Regions from separate parts of the Mus musculus genome. Here region 2 is linked to region 1. A link is a loop called in an ENCODE intact Hi-C map of the cell type or tissue named here. Cell type or tissue: gastrocnemius. All regions are shown on one strand.

Region 1 (8,000 bases):
GTATGTATCATTTAATGGTGTACGCCTGGGGCCCATAAGAGTGATGGGTGGGTAAAAACAATTGCCACTATGCCTGCTGACTTGAGTTCAATAATAACTGGGACTCGCATAGTGAAAAGAGAGACTGGATCGATGCAGCTTGTCCTCTGATCTCCATGTATACACCAGGTTCATACATATGTACTCACACATACAAAATAAATAGTATATATTTTTAAAAATGTTGATGACATACTACTGTAGTCCCAGCACTTTGTGCCTGAAGCAGGAAGATCACAGATTTTATGGCAGCCTGGTAGTCATAGTAAATCCAGGCCAGACTGGGCTATGTAATAAATGTGGTCTCAGAATAAAGTTTATACTAAAAGGACTGGAGGTGTAACTCAGTGGTGTACTTATTTAGCAGATACAAGGCTCTGCGTTCAATCTCTACTATAGTGAAGAAAGAAAAAAAACCTAGGTATATTCTTATGGAGAAGGTTAATATTTAATACATGACAAATTAAAAACCCCAGATACTCCATCTTTGCTGAAGATGACCGATGAAGGAACTTTTATTTATTTATTTATCTATCTATTTATTGTATGTAAGTACACTATAGCTGTCTTTGGACACTCCAGAAGAGGGTGGTAGATCTCATTATGGATGGTTGTGAACCACCATGTGGGTGCTGGGATTTGAACTCAGGACCTTTGGAAGAGCAGTCAGTGCTCTTAACCTCTGAGCCACCTCTCCAGCCCCTAATATTCATTCATTCATTCATTCATTCATTCATTCATTCATTCATTTTTGTTTTTATGTTCTTCTAGACAGGGTTTCTCTGTATAGCCCTAACTATCCTGGAACCCTGAGATCCACCTGCCTCAGCCTTCTGAGTGCTGGGATTAAAGGAGTGCTCCACCACTGTCTAACTAAAAGAGTTATTTTTTTTTTTTTTTTTCAATTGGGGGCCCTGTGATCCATCCAATAGCTGACTGTGTAAAAGAGATTTTTAAGTAACAGTTTTTGGGGGCTAGACTGATTGAAGAGTGTAGATCAAATAATTAGACATATGTCTCTTGGTGTTTTTTTTTTTTAATCTTAGATTCTGAGACGTCCCTCCCTGCAACGCCGAGCTGGCTCTCGCTCTGACGTAACACACCATGTCGTCACCTCCCAGCTCCCACAGGTCCCTTCTGGAGCAGGGAGCCGGCCTGTTGGGGAACAGGTAATCCCAAGTATCTCCAGCCTGTCATACCGGTTTACATTCTGCCACAGGGGTAGGGGTGGGGCTGTCAGTTACAGAAAACAATTTCCCCTGATGCTTAGGTCCTACACTTTACAGAAAATCCACGATTACTCTGCTACAATGCAAGCAGGAGTTTCTTACTTGAAACTGCTTCATCTTGGTCTCTGAGTACACATAGGCATGTGAGAACAGCTGAGGTTTATAGTAGTCGTAGTAATTCTGCTGTTTCTCATAGAAGAAGTAGTAGTCTTTCTTTTATTTCTCTCTCTCTCTTTTTTTTTTTTTTTTTTTTTTTTTCCTGATTAAGAAATCTCTTGCCTTGGGCTGGAGAGATGGCTCAGCGGTTAAGAGCACTGACTTCTCTTTCCAAAGGTCCCGAGTTCAAATTCCAGCACCACATGGTGGCTCACAACCATCTGTAATGGGATCTGATGCCCTTTTCTGGTGTTGTCTGAAGACAGCAACAGTGTACTTACATACATGAAATAAATCGTTAAAAAAAGAAAAAGAAAAAAAGAAAAACTTCTAGCAGTCAAGTGTTTAAACTGAGAGGCGTATGTATGCATGTATGTCATTTGATTTTTAACAACCAACGCTTCATCTGTTTGTCATATAGAAATTTAAGGCACCTCACAAGTGACTCATCTACTTTTTATGAATAGTTCAGAATGAAATTAAATTGGCATTAGGAAAAAACTTATTTTAAAATAATAGTCTCAAAGTACTACAAAAGGTTGCATGTGCCTTTTGACGAGTTTTTTTTTTGCCCCAGTGGTTCGTAATATACTACAAAATTGTAATATCAACACTAGGAAATACAGGTTGCATATAGTATGGATTTCTTTAACCACCAAACTATACGTATGAGAAACATGTATTTTTACACATTTGTATTAGCTTGTTTTATTCTTTCGCAATCAGTTCATATAAAGGAAGTACAGTCCCTATAAAGAACTAAAGGACAGTAACTTGGCTCAGTGGATTAAAGCTTTTGCCACCAAGCCTGACAAACCCAAATTTGATCTTTGAGATGTATAAGTACAAAGGAGAGAATCAACTCCCACAAGTTGTCCTCTGACTTCCACATAGACATAAAAATAGACACATAATTAAATGTAATTTAACAGTTAAAGAATTACTTAACATATAGGTAACTTATTTGGTAGATGGCTAATCAATTTAGGAAGAGTCATTTCCCTCAACTGTAAGTCTGTGTGGAATCTTTGTACTAGGAAGAAGAAGAGTATGAAACCAAAGGAGGCCGCCGCAGAGCCTGGGATGACGACTATGTGCTAAAGCGCCAGTTTTCTGCACTGGTCCCTGCTTTTGATCCTAGACCTGGTCGTACCAATGTCCAGCAGACAACTGACCTAGAAATTCCTCCCCCAGGTACAGTATATTTAAGTGTTGTGTTCTAGTTTTAATTGACAACAAATGAGATGATTATATACAGTTTGAACAGTAAAGGGCCACTTGTATTTTTAGTTTATGAATAAAACAATTTTTTAAAAAACTAAGTTGTATAGATTTGGGGCCAGTGAAAGGGTTCGATGAGTAAAGGAACTTACTGCTAGGAACTTACTGCTAAGCCTGACAAACTGGGTTCAAACCCTGGAATCCACATGGTAGAAGAAGAGAGCTAATAAATTGTCCCACGCTTTCCACATGTGCTCTGTGGCATCCCCACTCCAGGTAAAACTTCAAACCTCAGGAACTATGAAATAATAAATTTGTGTTCTAAGAGCATCCATTTTGTAGTAAGAATGAATCTTTACTTCTCGTACCTGATTGTGCTTCAATAGGTAGATGCCCAGTATTCTAATTTATGATCCTTAAAGATTTGTCACTAACATGTTTTATTGCTATAAAGATACTGTGTACAATATGAAGGCACATGTACTTTTTAATATATTTTATGTGAGGATATAGCTTGAATAAAATGTTCTGAACTTGACACAAGAACAGTTACTTAAGGAGTACACATAGCTTTCTGTATCAATCAGCTCTATCAATATTTTTCCTATCTGGTGGATCTCTGTGACTTGAGTCCAGCATTGTCTACAGAGTGAGTTCTAGGACAGCCAGAGCTACATAGTAAGACCCTGTCCTGAAAACAACAACAGCATAAAGCACAGTGGAGTGCACTACAATGAATAAACACTATTTTAAGAGTTGTATGATATAAAGAAGAAAGAAAAATTATGAGTCAATAAAAAGATGAGTTTTTTTCCTAAGTATGTCATCAACCTATTTATATTTGTATTCTTAATTTATTCATGTACTGTAAATAAAAGTTTGACAGATCATTGGCTCAGAGTAAATGGTATTCCTTGAGTGTAGGGTCAGTGATAATTTTAGTTTATAATCTATAAGTTATCAAGCATTTTAAATAAAAATGTATATATTTCATATACATATACCTGTTCTGTTATTCTGTCTCTAAGTAACCTAGGTATAATAATTCCCACTTTAAAGCAAAACAAAGCAGGCTGGATAGAAAGCACACCAGTTAACACTTGCTGCATTTCAGAGGACCCTGACACGGCAGCTCACAATATCTGGAGCTGCAGACTCTGGGGTTTGATGCCCTCTTCTGGCCTCCATAGGCACTATATCAAATATGTGGTATACACATATATTCATGCAAGCAAGACACTTTGTTTCATACATTGAAAAAATTTTTAATCGTTTATTTTTATTTTTAAGTAAAACAGTCAGTGATCATGTTTTTCCAGTACTTGAGAGGCTCAGGGAAAAAAAGATTGTCATGAGTTCAAAGTCCAGCCTGGAACATGCTGTATAATCCAGGCCATCCTGAACTCTGTGACCTGTTCCTTCACACCAGATGTAGTAAGTCAAGTCTTGAAGCCAGGGGAGTCTAAAGTGGACATGATTAGTGAGTGTATGGCCTTGTCTGTGCTCTTTGTGCTCTGATTGTTTTTACATCTTTGATATCTTTAGGAACACCTCACTCAGAGCTCTTGGAGGAAGTTGAATGTACTCCGTCACCTCGCTTGGCTCTCACACTGAAAGTGACGGGGCTTGGAACAACGCGGGAAGTTGAACTGCCACTTACCAATTTCAGATCCACCATCTTTTACTATGTACAAAAACTGCTTCAACTGTCTTGTAATGGCAATGTGAAGTCAGATAAACTTAGGCGTATTTGGGAGCCCACTTACACGTAAGAGATTTTAACTTGATATTTAAGTAAACATTGTTATTATCTATGAGCCTAGGAACAGTGAGTCTTTGTATTTTGGATTACAGGAACTTAAAATACGCTTTTGTTTGTTTCTTTGCAAGACCCAGTGAGGTTGTTTCTAACTCCAGATGCAGGGTGGCTGAACTTTAGAACTGGAGAACCTTTAGAAATAGTCCATACTAATCTGGGCTCAGGCTTGAAAAGAATGTCAATTGGATTTTTATAATTGCATGTGACAGAAACACTAAGTATACTTTATTTGTTCTTTTAGCAGAATATGTGAGTTAAACTACCTCTTTATTCATTCTGCAAATTATTGTCAATGACATGACAGATTTAACGTGCTTTCAGTTAAATCTCTACCCAAGCTATACCCCCAAAGATTGGACATTTTTGCTTCTTAGTACCAAAAATGTATAAAATGAAGCATTATTGTGAGGAATTAATGAATTAACACATGTAGTCTTTTCAGCTGCTTTTTCTCGGGAATAGTTAAGTGCTTTATTATTATGAGTAAGTAATTAGTATTTTAAACAAACATTGATATTTAATTTAACATTAATTTGGTTTATGATGTTCTTTTAATAGTCATAATCCTGGATGATATCTGATAATAGTAGTTTTTTGAGATAGAAATGCAATGACTTTATCACCTTCTCAGAAACTGAAAATTTATTTCACTGTCTTAGAAAATAAGCCTTCTTGTTATTGTTACCCTAGCCTTTCTTTTTTTTTTTTTTAGATTTATTTATTATTATACATAAGTACACTGTAGCTGTCTTCAGATGCACCAGAAGAGGGCCTCGGATCTCATTATGGGTGGTTGTGAGCCACCATGTGGTTGCTGGGACTTGAACTCAGGACCTTCGGAAAAGCAGTCAGTGTTCTTACCACTGAGCCATTTTACCAGCCCTATCCTAGCCTTTCTAGTCATAGGAAAAATGTTTTACCCCATTTCATTTATGTAACAATAAAGGAAGCCAAAACACTTATTATAGAAAACATTCATACCTTTAGCCCTCTAGATTTAGGGATGTTGAGAATGGACATTGGCTGAAGAGTGCTTGATGGGAGAACTCCAAGTTATCTCCTCTGATACATATGCACACACAGCTGGGGGCCTTCTTTAAAGAATAAAAGTGTAGGGAAGAGATTTAATCAAAAAAAAAAAAGAGAGAGAGAGAAATAAAAGAAAGACTACTACTTCTTCTATGAGAAACAGCAGAATTACTACGACTACTATAAACCTCAGCTGTTCTCACATGCCTATGTGTACTCAGAGACCAAGATGAAGCAGTTTCAAGTAAGAAACTCCTGTTTGCATTGTAGCAGAGTAATCGTGGATTTTCTGTAAAGTGTAGGACCTAAGCATCAGGGGAAGTTGTTTTCTGTAACTGACAGCCCCACCCCTACCCCTGTGGCAGAATGTAAACCGGTATGACAGGCTGGAGATACTTGGGATTACCTGTTCCCCAACAGGCCGGCTCCCGAAGCCTACTTGCTGGAAGGAGAGTCGACTTTCAGCCCTGAGTCCCACGGGCTTCTGTGCTGTATGTGCATTTACTGTGCATTCACATGCACACACAGACAGTGGCGATTTGTGTGTGTGGTTAAGGTGGAGTTTCATGTAGCCCAAGTTGGCCGTAAACTTCCTGTGTAGCAAAGGGTGACTTTGAACTTAACAGTCCTTTTGCCCGGCTCTCCTACTCTTGAGTACTGGGCCTGTGGCAGCACATCTGGTGATGTATGCTTTCTTTAGATATTTTGTCTTAAATTTTCTATTTGAGCCAGACAAAGTGTCATATGGCTATAATCCCAGCATTTGGGAGATGGAGGCAGAATCAGTAGTCACGAGAATCAATTTTGAGTCTGGCCTAGGCTACAAGACTACACAGCAATGGTTGTTACAAAGAGCAAGGATTGGAGATATCTCAGTGGAAGAATACTCGCTAGCAATTCCTTGAGTTTAATGTTTAATGTTAGTATATATCTAATGAATCACCTTATTAACATTTATTTTTAATAGATTACAGCTTTATTGGAAATAACTAAATCATTTGATTCATGAATTAATTGAATAATGTCTTCATGTTTAGAATCATGTATAGAGAAATGAAGGATTCTGATAAAGAAAAGGAAAATGGGAAAATGGTAAGTTATTTTTAGAAAGTGGGTCTATTTTTAGTTACTTAGTGAAAAAAGTAAAAGGATATCTTAGCCTCTGTGGTATTGCTGTGAAACAACCATGACCAAGGCACCTCTTACAAAGAAAGCCTTTAAGAGGGGGCTCACTTACACTTTCAGACATTTAGTCCATTTTCATTATGGCTAGGAGGATGACATTGAGTCCAAGTGGTGCTGGAGAAGCTGCTGAGGGCTACATCCATCCTATTCTGTAGGCAACAGGGAGAGGGGAGAGACTGGGCCTGGCATGGGCCTTTGAAACTTCAAAGCTACTCCCAGAGACACACTTCCTCTAATAAGACCACACCTCCTAGTTCTCCTAATCCTGGGAAAGGATTTCATTCCCTGCTGGGTGACTAAGTATTCAACTATATGAGCCTCTGAGAGCCATCTCAGTCAAACTAACACATTCCACTTCCCAGCCCTGTAGCTTTGTTTAATATAATGCAAAACTGCATTCAGTCCAACTTCAGAAGTTCCCATGGTCTATTAAAAGTTTCCACACTGTTTAAAAGTCCAAAGTTCAAAGTCTCTGAGACTTGTGGCAATCTTTTAACTGTAACCCTTCGTAAAGCCAAGCTGCAGACCGCATCTAACATATATGGAACAGGATATGTATTACCATTTCAGAAGGAGGGAGGGAGCAGAGTTAGGACATTCTGCAACAAAGCTGAAAGCCCGCGGACAGGCTTCAGGTTCTGTATTCCTGTGTCTGATGTCAAAATGGGCTTCAGATCTCTAACTCCTTTCAGCTTTGTTGACTGCAACATACTTCTTTTCGTTGGGCTGGTTCCACAGTCTGCAGCTCTCCTTGGCAGATGTCCCACAACTCTGGCATCTCCAAGATCTTGAGGTCTCCAAGGCAATCCAGGCTTTATCATCACAGCTTCATTCAGTGTCCTCCCTGGGCCTCCATGAGGCATGCTTACGACACACACCTGGCCTCGCGGGAGAGCCGCAACCCCTTTCTTGTATCCTTGATTCTAAATCCATATACCCGAAGTTTCCAAGGTCTGATCCTTGATCGGCAGGAATTTGGCCCCCTGGTCCAATTACATTTCCATCAGCTTCCCGCAATTATTCCCTTCAATACTTAAGCTTTTGGTTCCTTTTCACGGGTTGGGAACTTAGCAGGGTAGGGTTTTGCCCTGTGGTCACCACTTCCTTTATTCCACTTAGCATCAGGCTTTTCTTTAAATGTTTTATTTCCTTAAGCACTGGATTTAGTCCTATGACACTTTCTGGTGCTCCTATTCTCAAATGGGACATTTTGTATTTCTCTTTGGCTAGCTTATTTCTTTTCATTCTAGATATGCATAAGAGTGATTACTAATATTTATAGGACAGAGTCAATGCTAGATTGTCTTGAAATCTCCTCTGGC
Region 2 (8,000 bases), 360 kb after region 1:
GTTCCCCCTTAATGAGAAATAATATTAATGAAAGCAGAGGAGGGCATACGATGATGTGAGAGTTGGTATGGCCAAATAGCTAAACACAAATCCATCGTGAGCTCCACAGACAGGAGCAGTTCATAGTTAAGAAGCCCTCAAAGTTAGAGTATATGAATAAGTAAATGTTATTTCTATACATAATTTCTGTCCCCACGGGCTTTATTAATTAATCAAAACTGTAGGTAAGAAGTCACTTTACAAAACTCTCTCCTCTTGATAACTCTTAGACATTTCGGTGAGTTTATTTCTTTATGTCAATAGTTTTTACTTCTGTTAAGAGTCAAAATTCAGGCCAGGTGGCACTGGCACATGCTTTTAATCCCACCATGTGGGAAGCAGAGGTGGGCAAATCTCAAGGACAGCCTGGTCTACAAAGCGAGTTCTAGGACAGCCAGGGCTACAAAACAAAAAGAAATAAAAACAAAAGAAAACAAACAAAATCAAAATGCACTCTACTATTCATGTTTTTAAAACATATTCCTACTTGATAGAAATTGAGCAGTCAGTATCTTTGGCATTACTTGCTTATGCTAAATGACAGAGATAGCCTGCGAGTTATTAGTATCTCAATGTAAAAATGGGAACAACGCATTCCCATTTATCACCAAGAAGATTACTGATAGCTGAAAAGAAATTGCTTTGAACCTTGAAAGCCATGCAAATGAAAAGCATTGAATAGATGGAAACATAGAGACATTTCTACCAGAAGAAGGTAATTTCTATATGCTGTCTATGTATGCTTCACTTAAGTCAAAACCTTGACTCTAATATCAGATCGAAAAGTAAGAAACACTTCTCTCACGATAAAGTATTTTTATCATACAAGGAAAACAAAACAAAAACTCTTATTTTATTTTCAATTACATTAGCTCATGTTTGTACTCAAGAGGCAAATAAATACCTGAACTGGCCAGTTCCAAGTGGATCACCGGTGAAAAGGCTGTTTCTTGCATCTCTTAGATTTTCCCGAAGTTTTTTATCTAGTTTCTGAAAATCAAATTTTAGATGAACTGTTAATACTTTCTTATTAACGTTATGTAGGTGACTCAATGTGTCTTAGTTATATAATCAAGAAGTCTGGACTTTCTTTACAAAGTGGTAATTCTAAAACCTAAATATTTTAGGGTTTTATTTATCTCAATACCATTGTAACTTGTATTAAGGAAATCAATTTTAAAAACGTGTTTCCATCCCGGTATCAGCAATGAACACTTTCAGTGTGACTAAGCTTCTCTTAAGCATGACTGAAATAAAGAAGGCTCATCTGGATGGGCGAGAATAAAGAAAGAGCCGAGTAGAGCACGCTCAGATCAGAGATGGAGCAGACGAGGACGTCAGCCTCCACCAGGGCTCACTCGGGCAGCTGAGCCCACACAGCTGTGCATTACACTGTCTTTCTGCGCCATGGATACTTATTTTTTTTTAAAGTAATTCTTTGGTTTTCCTAATCCCCCTTTTAATATTTTTTGGTTGTGTTTTTTTGTTTTTTGAAGACAGGTTTTCTCTGTAGCCCTGGCTGTCCTGGAACTCACTGTGTAGACCAGGCTGGCCTCGAACTCAGAAATCTGCCTGCCTCTGCCTCCCGAGTGCTAGAATTAAAGGCGTGCACCACCACTGCCTGGTCCCACCTTTTTAATCTTTAAAGAAAATTCTCTTTAATTCAACATGAACATTTAAAATGTGTATTGTTAATAAACACTTGCTAATAAAAAGAAGAATATGGAATAATTTGGGGGAAGGTAAGTATAAAATATGTAAAAGTGCATGCCACAAAGTGCAGTGAAGATCGAGACAAGCACATGGAACTGACAATTTTACTCTACTGCAGAGACATTCACAAAGACGGCCTCCTATCATAGGTACTGCACGTACAACCCGAGTAGCCAGAGTCCTTGTGAGAGAGCACCTCATACAGCAGTGTTTGTACTCAGAGGCAAAACTCACCACTGCCACCATTTCTGCCGCCGTTCCTCTTGAGCATCGGATGATGGGAACAGCACCTATTTAACAATAAGTGTTAGCAATGACCACAGCTCTGAGCTAAAACGTATACTTTGGCAGATGTCAGGATGCATAGATTTCATGCTAGACACAAAAGGACTTAAACATCTCAAGAGTGAAAACAAGGGTTGGAAATTCACCTCTCCTTAAGCAATAGACAGCCAAAGAGGAATCCTTTTACATGGAGCTGATCAGTGGGACTAATATTTTCAGGGATGGACTACATCAGCATTCGGACTTCCTCATGAAGTTCAAAGGATAGCTTTCCCCTCTAGTCACAGCATTTACTTTATTTGGTTCAAAATGAAAGAATAAAAAGAGCTTAGGACTACAACAGTTTGCGACTACTTTAAAAAATAATTTAACAGTAAATGACTGTAATCCTTTTGTAAACCCAACTTAAACGGTACCAGCAAGCATAGCCTTCACTAATGTTAGACTCCTAAATGCCTCTTTCCACAATCACATCAACTCACTGGACCTCCTAATATCTTTCTTTATGATACAGTAAATGATTTATCAAAGGCTGAACCGTCAGACAGAGAAGCGTGAAGCACGCTAATAATGAACGACCATGCTTGTGCAGCGGTCACGGCGCTTGCCTTCCCAGAGGAAGGTGTACTCACTTTCAAGTGAAAATGTACAATACTATTAATCTTTAAAAGCCTTCTTCTGATGGCCTACATTATGTGTGCTTGTTATAACAACCCCAGGCCTTGGGAAAGTTGAGATAAGAAACTGAAAGCGTTCAAGACCAGCTCTAGGCTGCACTACACATGAGATCCTGTCCCTCAAAAGAATGCCCAACCAAAAGCAGCAGAAGGGAAAATACACAGACGTAGACAGCCACCTGGGCTACAAGACTACAAACCCAGCCAGAAGCAGCTTGGAATGACAGACATTCAAGATGAGCTCAAGCTACACAGGAAGACTCTGACTCTGAAAACCAACAGCAACAACAACAAACCGATGACATCATCAGACTGTTTTCTACCTACTGCCATAGTATGTGTAAGGAAAACACTGAATATCATTTTTGTACATCTTTGGTCTAATCTCCTGCTAAAGTGTAATTACTACTATTCCTATGACTATGACTTCTGCTAGGGACAATGACAACTCTCACGCATGCCATAGGCATAAGGACAGGTAAAAGGCAGGAGAGCATAGGACGGCAGACAGAGGGCAGCATGTCTGTTTGTGACTGTAGGTTATCCACCTGCAGTGCTCTCAGCAGTGAGGACAGCAAACACAAAGGCTGGAGAGGCAGCACTGCACTCAGTGCTCACCCAGCACAGCCCTGGGCTCAGCCCATCAGCCAACCAACACCCGAATCCACTGGAGAGTAGTGAGAACACAGGCAAAAACTAGATGGAGGTAAGACTCTTGAAAAAATGGAGACACCTAGCAACAGAGAAATAACAGATAGAAAATAAGGGGTCAGAAACCAAAGATCTAAGTTTGGGGTTAAGATGTAAAATTGGGGAAGGAACCTGGGGCCAGCGAGATGGCTCAGCCAGTAAGAGCACTGACTGCTCTTCTGAAGGTCCTGAGTTCAAATCCCAGCAAACACATGGTGGCTCACAACCACTCGTAATGAGATCTGAACCCTCTTCTGGTGCGTCAGAAGACAGCTACAGTGTACTTATGTATAATAATAAATAAGTCTTTGGGCCAGAGCGAGCAGGACTGAGCAAGCGGGCTGATGGGAGCAAGCAGGGCCAACCAGAGCGAGCTAGGTTGACCGGAGTGAGCAGAGGCCTTAAATTCAATTCTCAACAACCACATGAAGGCTCACAACCATCTGTACAGCTACAGTATATTCACATATATAAAATGAATAAATAAATCTGAAAAGGGAGGAACCCAAGAATTTGTATGAATTTTCCTCATATATCTAAGCCCCATATATGGTTCAAATGGTTTCTCTTTTATTTCTACTTGTGAAAGAGTTTATTAGTATTTATTAATAGAGGTTATTAATCTGTGAGGGTTACCTTAACCAAGAGGTTTTAGGTATGTGTAAAATCTAAATTGCAATTACTTTTCTGTAAAGATCTATGACTAAAGTATAAAACCATGTATAAGATAGTAAATTCAATGTAACCGAAATAACTACAGATAATTCAGTGAAACGTTAAACTTGAAGAGATGATGCACGTTAAGTTCAGTGTTTTCTGGAAGCTCTTGCATTTGCCTTAAAAACTACTATGCACAGACCTTTCTACTCAGAAGTATGATTGAAAGCTTTTATGACGGAAACTAAAGACAGCTAGAAAATAGTCAACAACAGGCTGGAACCATCGACAAACCACTTCAACTCTACATTAAGGAGCTGTTATCTAACTCCCCCTGTTATCTAAGGCATTAGTTAACTCTCAAAAGGTCTGCTGAGCTGGGTATGGTGATGTGTATCTGTCATCTCAGCACTTGGGAGCCCAGGAGAACTCACCTAAAAAGACAAAACAAATCTGAATGCTATCTCACATGGAACAGCTGTATGTTGTTACTATGATTATTTTATTTTAATATTATGGAATGCGTGCTTTATCTCAACTTTAGAGAACCCCTCTATATTCAGACAGGTTAGAACAATATTGTAGCCAGATATCATAGCACATATCTTTAGCACTTGGGAGGCAGGCTCATCTCTGTGAGTTCAAGGCCAGCCAGTAAGACTGTCTTTAAAAAAAAAATGAGAGTGTATAACATGTCAAATGAGTTGTTAATTAGTTTCTTTGAAGGAGCAGATAGGTTTAAAAGCTTACCTAATGTAACAAAAAAGCAGAAGAGGCTGTCCACAATAGTGTCCATAACAGTTTCCATCTCTGTGTCTGTGATGTCTGGCCTGTTAATGGCTAAGACAAAGAGGAAAAACAAGCAATCAAAATTTACATCTTTATTAAGCTCGCATATATATACATATATACATACACACACACACACACACACACACACACACACACACACAATATGTAGATACTAACCTGAATTACAAAACCAATATGTAACATGAACAACATATGAGGAAAGCATCAACTAACTGGACATATCAAAATACCTAAGGAAAGTGTGTCCAAACAGAGAAGATAAAAACAATAATTCACCAGGCAGTACCAAATCCAAGGAAATATGCTGTCACTGAGGTGTTCCTACTGACTGTTGTCTAGTCAGGCCCGACGAAACAGGCAGCATGGAGAACACCTGATGAACATTAATTAAGTCTGGGTCATTCTGTCAATCATCTGGCATGAGTAAAATTTCTTCAGAAGTACAGTCCTTGGGTCTAAACTCCAGCTCCAAACTGTTCCTCAGGAATGCCAACACGACTGGTGACATCGAGTTTCCTTGTCTCAGATGATCTCCGTTTGACGGAGGCGAGACATGTACACACGTCACCAGATGTAATGGATATTGAAGGTAGAGGTAAAACAACAGGAACGCACATTTTACCCCAAGGGCTACTGTGTAAGTACTGACTGCTTAAGGAACGTCATATTTATTACAAGTTTAGTCATTTTTTAAATTACTTAACATTAGGCAGTTTTGTTTAATAGGCTTATAAATTTGCCTGGACTGGCTGAATCGCTTTTAAAAGAAAAAGACTGAACTAAATTTCAATGCAATGGTACGTGCCTGATGAACTTAACAGTGAAGTGTCCTAGCTCAGCAGGATGAGCAGGACTGACAGAGACTGGTTGGGACAATGTAATAAATAGGCCGAGGAAAAAATTAAAGATGCTTGCTTTCATTTTTGTCAGACTTATAATTAAAATTCCTAAGTGTAAAGGCTTATGGGAAGCTAGGTTTCAAACACAAGATTAGGTGCTAATTAGTTTGAAAAAAATCAACAAATGGTAAATAGCCTTCTGTGAATAACAACTGACATAGAAAACCTCAGCTGAGCCCAGAATGGTGGGGTTGATATCTGAAAGCCTTGGGAACGCTGAGGCAGGAGGACCCCAAGTTTGAAGCTAGCTTAGGCTTCAAAACAAAACCATGTCTTTTGAACAAATTGTTTTCTCTAATTATAATAAGAAAGCGTATTAGAGATCTCAGTGAAGCCAAGAGAATGTTGTCTGTTCTCAGAAGCTCACAATCTGGACCAAAGCTTAATAAATACAGAAGTAAAGTATGTTACTTTTGTCTAAGGTCAAGGTAAGAGATAACTAACTGTCTTGCATGGAGACACTGTCTTGGTATGAGTGCATCACGTGTGTAAGCTGTCCTGGGGATTTCGAGCAGGCCAGAGAGCTGGTACTTAACTGAATTACAAACCAAATTTATTATGTCTTACTTATCTGTGACATAATTTAATCTGAAGCTTGTGCTTGGTGTACTTTAAGAATCACTGGTATTTATTTTGTCAAATACTACAATAACTTGTAAAATTCATATTTTTACATACCACGATATGAAACAAGTTCCTTATTTTGATTACATAATACAAACATGTCATCTTCCAAAGTAATAAAATTGAGATACTGGTCAAAAACCTAGAAACAAACAAACAAACAATTTTACAATATAGCTATAGTAAAAATTTAATTTGGTTGAATCACCAAATGGCAAAAATATGGAAATTATAATTAAATATAAGTAAAAATTAAGCTGGGCGGGGTGGTGCACTTGGGAGGCAGAGGCAGGTGGATTTCTGAGTTCAAGGCCAGCCTGGTCTACAGAGTGAGTTCCAGGACAGCCAGGGCTACACTGAGAAACGCTGTCTCGAAAAATTTTTTTAAAAATTAAATATTAAAAAATAAAAAATAATTAAAAATTATGCCAAGTAGCAGGATAACTACCTATATAAATAGAGTTAAAAACAGGAGCTGGAGAAATAGCTCAGTAGTTACGAGGGTTTGCTTGCTCTCCCAGAGAGAGCAGGTTTAGTGCCAGCACCCATGTGTATAGACTGCACATCTGTAACTCCAGCCCTCTTCTGGCCTCCACTGCAGCTACACACATGTGGCATACATTCATACACACAGACACATAAACAAAAATACGCATCTTTTAAAAAGGAGATTAAGATTAATAAAAACAAAAACAAAACAAAAATATTTTTAAACCAATGAAAACAAATTTGGGGCAATCAAAAGAGTGATATTTTCAGAAAACAAAATTGAAACAGATACGGAAAGTAAAATTGTGGCTGTGATGGGAACGGACGCCCTTGAAGGAAACCTGTAATTTACAGTTCCCATCTCTGTAGCCTCATGTTCTTAACAACCACACAGTTGCTGCTTCTGCACCATGACATTTATAAATTTATAAGTACAAATTTTATAACACTACCAGGGGTTGGACAGGCGGGGTGATCAGAGGCCCAATTGTTTTCCCAGAGGAAAACTGTTTAACCAGACTTAGTTTTACAGCACCCACCTAAGGTGGTGTTCCAAGCTCACAGCTGCTCGGAACTCCAGCCCCAGGGACTCTGATCCCCTCCCCTGACCCCAACGTGTACATACGCACACATATACACATAAGTAAAAGTATTCTTAAAAAACCTATCTGAACGGTAGTAAGTTTAGTTCAACAAACTGAAACAATTCCTATGCTTGTTTGAAATTAGTGAGAAATTCTAAGTGACAACACATAGGAAGAAGCCTGAAAAGCTACTTACAGTAGCAATGGGCTATATCTAAGTCTAAGATGCAGTGAGGGTAACTGCGAATGCATGCTTCATCTTTCCTGTCTATACAGTCCCTACAACAACTGGTGTCCTCTCAAAATTCTAGAAACACACATAACACAGGGTAAAGCCGGGATTTATCTGAGAGTGCCTGTAGCTGAAGTGTCTCTGGCTAAAATGTCACTAGGATGCTGGCCTGCTGTACATTTTTATCCTTAGAGTATACTCTGGTTTCTTTAGATATGTTTTCCTAAATAAAAAAGATTTGGAGGACCCAGTGACTTACTGTAGTAAGTTCGGATAAAGCAATGTCAATATGATCACA

The links. A loop is a pair of places that touch in the nucleus more often than their neighbours do. Peaks named below come from ENCODE experiments on the same cell type or tissue, not always from the same donor. Only the 100,000 strongest peaks of a DNase experiment are listed, where the experiment ranks them.
Region 2: a loop joins it to region 1, with 4 times the contacts of the local background. A loop is called at or near these places in 14 of 42 quality-filtered maps.

What each region holds. Positions count from the first base shown.
Region 1 is chr12:51,755,632-51,763,631 of GRCm38, reverse strand. It overlaps Hectd1 (HECT domain E3 ubiquitin protein ligase 1), which reads left to right. Exons shown (of 43, transcript NM_144788.2): 28 at 1,086-1,208; 29 at 2,462-2,618; 30 at 4,191-4,413; 31 at 6,531-6,585. Among named protein-coding and RNA genes, the nearest start is that of Strn3, 68 kb to the right of the region's middle. In gastrocnemius, a CTCF peak has its summit at 3,820 (motif pointing left); no DNase peak of the experiment used is centred here.
Region 2 is chr12:51,390,722-51,398,721 of GRCm38, reverse strand. It overlaps Scfd1 (Sec1 family domain containing 1), which reads right to left. Exons shown (of 25, transcript NM_029825.3): 6 at 6,452-6,539; 7 at 4,812-4,901; 8 at 1,987-2,042; 9 at 944-1,029. The region is part of intron 3 of Gm40422 (a long non-coding RNA gene); the gene reads left to right. Among named protein-coding and RNA genes, the nearest start is that of Gm40422, 17 kb to the left of the region's middle. In gastrocnemius, no CTCF peak of the experiment used is centred here; no DNase peak of the experiment used is centred here.